Regions from separate parts of the Homo sapiens genome. Here region 2 is linked to region 1. A link is a loop called in an ENCODE intact Hi-C map of the cell type or tissue named here. Cell type or tissue: Panc1. All regions are shown on one strand. Links, peaks and the distances in the headings refer to the core of each region. The heading gives the core; the rest is flanking DNA.

The links. Peaks named below come from ENCODE experiments on the same cell type or tissue, not always from the same donor. Only the 100,000 strongest peaks of a DNase experiment are listed, where the experiment ranks them.
Region 2: it touches region 1 in a loop (3-fold over the local background); 7 of 110 quality-filtered maps call a loop at or near these places.

The regions. Positions count from the first base shown.
Region 1 is chr6:117,316,132-117,319,047 of GRCh38, reverse strand. ROS1 (ROS proto-oncogene 1, receptor tyrosine kinase) reads left to right here. Exons shown (of 44, transcript NM_001378902.1): 38 at 796-860; 39 at 1,776-1,905. Among named protein-coding and RNA genes, the nearest start is that of VGLL2, 52 kb to the right of the region's middle. In Panc1, for the core only: CTCF peaks have their summits at 1,407 and 1,611 (motif pointing right); a DNase peak (open chromatin) is centred at 1,597; H3K27me3 peaks cover 209 bases.
Region 2 is chr6:116,876,086-116,879,001 of GRCh38, reverse strand. It overlaps RFX6 (regulatory factor X6), which reads right to left and starts at 1,760. Exons shown (of 19, transcript NM_173560.4): 1 at 1,504-1,760; 2 at 1,050-1,206. The coding sequence starts at 1,726. RefSeq lists enhancers at 791-1,749, 1,750-2,709 and a promoter at 1,495-2,287. In Panc1, for the core only: no CTCF peak of the experiment used is centred there; no DNase peak of the experiment used is centred there; H3K4me3 peaks cover 1,416 bases; H3K27me3 peaks cover 2,117 bases.

The DNA.
Region 1 (2,916 bases), core at 159-2,658:
CTCTCTGCTTCTAAATGATGTCATTTAAAAGTTCTTTAATTTACTCCCACCTTGACTGTTTTAAACAAATGTTTATTTCTCTCATGTAACAAGATGACTGCTGGCTTTGGTTCAGGATAGTGTGTCAGGTCAGAGCCAGTATCTCTGAAATTTTCTTGGCTGTTGTTCATGCTTGCTGCCTCATTGTTCCAAGATGGCTGACAAAGAAGCAAGCATCACATCTTCATTCGGGCCAGGGAGAGGAGGAAAGATGGTGTGAGATGTACATGTTCAGGAAGGCAAAGTCTTCTTCAAAGCTCCCTTCCCGCCTCAGCAGTTTTTCTCTTATATGCCATTGACCATCACCGAGTTATATGACCACCCCAATTTCCAAGGGAGGCTGGAGAATTTTAGAATACAATTTTCATGATTAGCTTTGATCAATTGCTTGGGACTGGGAACCTGGCCTCCAAGAAATAAATCGAAAGCAAGGAGATGGAGAAAACATATTGAAAAGAAAATTTTGAAAATTAAGAAATTGGCCTAAACAACAAAACTTGGTCTCTTAAAATTTCTACCTTTTGGAGGAATATTGTGTAAACATTACTAGACCTCTTATTTTGCATATTCTTCTACTAGCAATAACAGGAGGTAACATTTGAAGGGTTTGTAGAATACATGCACATGTTTTATCTACGATCTGTTTCCAGCTTTCAGGGTAGATATTACAGAACAAACAGAACAATCTCCATTAACCCACTGAGCTCACAGAAATGTCTGCTATACTGATTCCTGACTTGTTTTTATGTTGTATAGACTTTGAAGAAGGGTTCCACAGACCAGGAGAAGATTGAATTCCTGAAGGAGGCACATCTGATGAGGTAGCTCTGAAATAATTTTCTCCTGGTATGGGTAAGAAGTTTTAAGTCCGCTTGACTTATTTTTAACACCCAAAATGACATGACTTAACGGATCATGACTAAAACAACATGGTTGAAACGTTTAAATGGAACTACATCTGCAGAGCAAGTAGTCTATAGAGGCCAATCTTCTGAGCCTGGGTACAGGCAATCCTCAGACAAAAGGTTCTCCTTTCTTTTATCTTCAATAAGGAGCATGTTTTGCAAATGAATTCTGAAGCTGTTTGGCTTTTGACATGCTTGTATTCATCTAAATGTGTGATAATGGTCAAGTATACCCAGTAAGAGAGAGTTCTCTCAAATGCTATAATGTCAGTGAAAATATCCTTTGTCTTAGTAAACTTGTCTATCAGTTTGAGTTTGTGGTCATAAAAACTGCTCAAGCACATCTTAATGGGAAGACTTGAGGCAGTGGTTGATTGGGTCTCAAGCTGTGGGTTCCAATTATTAGGTTGGGACTTACTTGGTTTGATGTCTTGAGAAAACTGTGTAGCCAAACCCGCATTTCTGAGTTGTTTTCCTGAAAGGGAGAGGATATATTTCATACCTGTAATGACCCAAAACCCAATGTTTTTAAATATCTTTTCAAGGACGCTACTAGTCAAAATTACTTTCTTTTCCAAAATATGCTTAATACAAATGTTATTCCTTCTAAAAACCAACCTATTTTATCCATACTCATGGCCACTAGGGGTTGCCATATTACCTCTTTAAGGTAAGCACAAAGACCAGGAGTTGGAAAACGAAGTGTTAGAGACACTAAGTCAGGGGTTTTGAAGGAAACTATTGATAAAGAATTGCTGTACTCCATAAAGACCCTCGGCTAGGACTCCTGCTTCTGTCATATCATCCAGCCTGTGTCTTTCCACCTTTCAGCAAATTTAATCATCCCAACATTCTGAAGCAGCTTGGAGTTTGTCTGCTGAATGAACCCCAATACATTATCCTGGAACTGATGGAGGGAGGAGACCTTCTTACTTATTTGCGTAAAGCCCGGATGGCAACGGTAGGCAGTTGGGATCCATAATATTGGTTTCATAATGCAAATGCCCTATAATTCCCTATTAATTTTCTTTAAATTTAATAGGCTGCAGTGGTAAAACCTTAGAAGACTTACATGGAAAGAATTATTCTGTTTCCTTCACATTAGCTTTTGACAATCAGAACCCTGGGCTAACATTCTGGCACTTTCTGGTCATGTGAGCCCGAGCCTGTTTTTAGTATTTAATGGGAGAACATGACCCTCATTGCCAGAATCATGTTTTTCTGGAGCACAGGGATAGCGTGGAGTTGGAAAGGCATATCTCTGTACTTAATCTATATGCCTGTCTGTCCCAAATTATATTTCCAGTCTTGATGTCTTTACTGAGTACCAGACTTGTATGTCCCTCTCTAGTTGACATATCTTTTTGGATTTTAGTAGGTATCTCAAACATATTTTGCCCCAAACGGAGCTCTTGATTTCGTACGTCCTCTCCTACTCCACCCATCTACTTCCTTGCTTTCTCTTTCCCTACATCCATGCTAACAAACTCTGCCTGCAAAACGCAGCCGCAGTCCTTCTTCTCTTGTATCCCCAGTGCCTGGAGCAGTGCACAGCACATTATGAACCCTGGAAATACTGTGGAATGGCGGACAGGACTGGGGGTGACTACCTGTAGGAATCTACCTTATACCTTAGATGAGAACACGTAAGATAAGACAAGTCAGCAAAGTTTAAATCTGGTGGATTAAAAAAATTTTTATATCAAAATAAACATCATATGGCTAAAAAATTAAAATGTGTGACAAAGCATATAGTGAAAAACAGGAGCCCTGTGCACTGCCTCATTCCTACCTCTCAGGCCCCGCATGTATCTTGTGGTATTTACCGCCAAGTTCCTAAATAGTCTGCTCATACTGACACATGTTGATTTTTCAATTTGGGGTAAATTGATTGCCCAGTATGGAAGATGAGGATTTAACTCTCTTAGACTTCCTCATAATATACCTGTCCATCCCTCACCACGCTACACAC
Region 2 (2,916 bases), core at 265-2,764, 440 kb after region 1:
CTTAACTGCTCTAGTATATTCTTAACTAGTAACCACGACATCAACTTCAATAGTTAAACTCCAACTTTAGATGAATATTTGGCTTATATTTCAAATATTTTGAAAGGGTTCAAGCATATAATCACAAAAAACTACTATATGTAAATTGTAATTTAATATTTAAATAAATAATAAAAATAAAATTTACTAGTTCTTTATCTTGTATTTTTCTAAGGCTCCTTAGATCATACTTTACACAAAATTAGGTTATGTAACTAATCAGTAAATATATAGTCCTTTTTATTAGTTTGTTTTTTACTTGGAATTTGTGAGGAAATTTATGCTCCTATTTCTTCCCACTACGTAGGAAAGTTTAATATAATGCTTTTACTTTAGAGCCGTCTTTCTTTTAGATAGATATTACAAAATGTTCACTCTATGTGGAAATCCTACTGATAAATTCTTGGTTTTAAAAGATTTTCCACAAAATCCAATTTGTAATATTTTATTATTATAAATCATATATGATAGATGGTATAAAAATAGTTGAACTTCTATTTAAGTTAGTATAGATATCTTAACCGATTTTTTCTATGTCTTCTACCTCAAACACAGTTCATCTTATGGAGTATACACTATTTTTAATTTGCCCTCTTTTGAATAAAGGCAGTGTTAAGATCCTTCCTCATTTTAAGTTGTTTTTAAGAATCATATTTTATAATCTCAAAAACTATCAAACAACAAATATGTAAGGACTGAACTGATTGCATATTAAGCCAGTAAGTCATAAAAACGTTCATTAATGCTTACATTTGAAGAAAATATGGTTTTAGTCAATAAGGAACAACGTAATGTGGTTTTCATTTGTATTGCAAATCCTTCACCAGTACTTGTATAAGTCTCTATACTAAAAATTCAGTGAAAAAAATTCTGGGTTAAATTCTAATTGGTTTTTTAAACTTTCCCAAAAAGTTTGAGGAAGAAGTAAATTGTGAAAATCAAAGATCCTGAAGACGCTGGCTGTTAAAACGTCAACAGGTGCTTCAGTGTACCCTGCGGGCGAGTCTCACCACTGCAGCGTGAGCTGTGTCTGCTTCTTTTTATCCTTCACAATCTGCGTGATGGTTTTCTTCTGAGACAGGTATTGATCCGCTGCTTTGGTTTTGCTGTCGTGGTTGTCGGCGTCCTCTTCTTCAGAGGAAAAGTTACCATTGTTTAAGTGCATTTCTGATTGCCAGTTGAAGGGATGATAAAGAAAAATAGAATATAAAATCAACTAAGTCGCCTTTAAGTGTACCTTAACTTCAAAGGAGTAGCCTACTGGGGTGGGGGCGGAGGGGAGGAAAGGGGGGCTATGCAAAATGTCAGGTCTCTACTTGACATTTTACTGAGGAAATACAAAGATTTGGACAGAACATTCTATATCTGCCTTATGTTTGTTCGGGATGCATTATTATTATTGGGTGCCCTTCTTAGAATACGTCCCCGTCCCCTTCCCAGCTCCGGATGCGGCAGAGCACTCACCTGATTTCACTGCCCCCGGCAGCTCCGGGTCTTCGCCTTTCTCCCCGCCGCCCTGCTCGCCCCCGGGCTGCCCTTCGGCCGCCAGGTACACTGTTTCTTCCGGATAGACTAGCAAGCCCTTGCCCAGGAGCTGCACACAGCAGTCTTCCTGGATCCCCGGGGACAGTTGGGGCGCAGGCTGCGCCTGCAGGAAGGTGTCTTCCAGCTCCGGGACCTTGGCCATCCTCCTGGCCGCCGGACACCTCCGCGCGCGCCGCTCGGCCGGTTCCCCAGCGGAGCCCCAGCCCGGGGCGGGGCGGGGCGGGGCTGGGACCCGGGGCCGCAGGGGCGGGGAAGGAGGCCGCAGGCTCCGGGGTGCCCTGGCTCAGCGCAGAAAGGACGCCGCGCACAGGTACAGCCCAGGCCGCCCGGGAGCCGCGGTGGGCCGCGGTGGGACTGCGTTTCTCCACCTGTCTGCGGTCCCGGCAGATGCTCCCGCGAAACTCACTTTCTCACCTGCGCCTGTCACGCCCTGGGCGCCCACAGCTTCCCCCTCCTTCCCGTTCTCTCAACCTGCGCTGGCCGGAGGACCGTTTTCACACTCAGAGCTCCCAGAAAGATCCCGGGAAGGCTCACTGTCTTCTGCAGGGAAAGTGCAGCTGTAACTGGCCCCATCCCTACTTTCAGGTACACTATTGGGGCACCTGGCCGCGCGGCGTGGACTCTGCACGCCTGGGACAGGGAAAAAGTACACCGGAGTACCGCTCAGTCTTTGCACAGCAGGGACCGGGCTTTTTATTCTGGGAACCTTCCGAGGGATTGGCGAGGGCTCTTCTCAGCATTTGAGGGAAGATCCCATCTCGTCACACACTGCTTTGCTCGAGGGTGCACAGTGGCCCGCACTCCTGGGTCTCCCAGCCCTGGAGGATCTGGCCTCAACCCCGAGAAAAGATTCTTTCTCTCCCATTTACCATTATTTTGTAATTTAAACGCGTCCCTGACGATTACTCATCTCATACCTAGCAGTACGGCAACGGACGTTTGCTTAAGTGAAAAATGAAATTGCGACCATCTTCCAACCCAAAATGGCAATCTCATGGGGGCAAACTATAATCTGTGCTCTCTTTAGACGGGAGCGGTCAGTGGAGACTTGGGATTGGTGTTACCTGACTGCCAGATCATCTTCCTTTCCTTCCACCTTCTGTTCTTTTGACAAATACGCCCAGTGTCTTTATATGTCCAGTGCTCTCCAACAAAAGCAAGGATTCTGCTTTGGATCACATTGCCTCATCACAACCTACAGCATGTCATCTTCTCTTGCAGCATTAGAGAGAGAAATCAGCCTTCGACTTTGACAATATTAAACTACATTACATTGAAATTTAACATAGAACAAACAAAATGGGATCCAAGGTGGTGGGTGGCTGAAGGGTG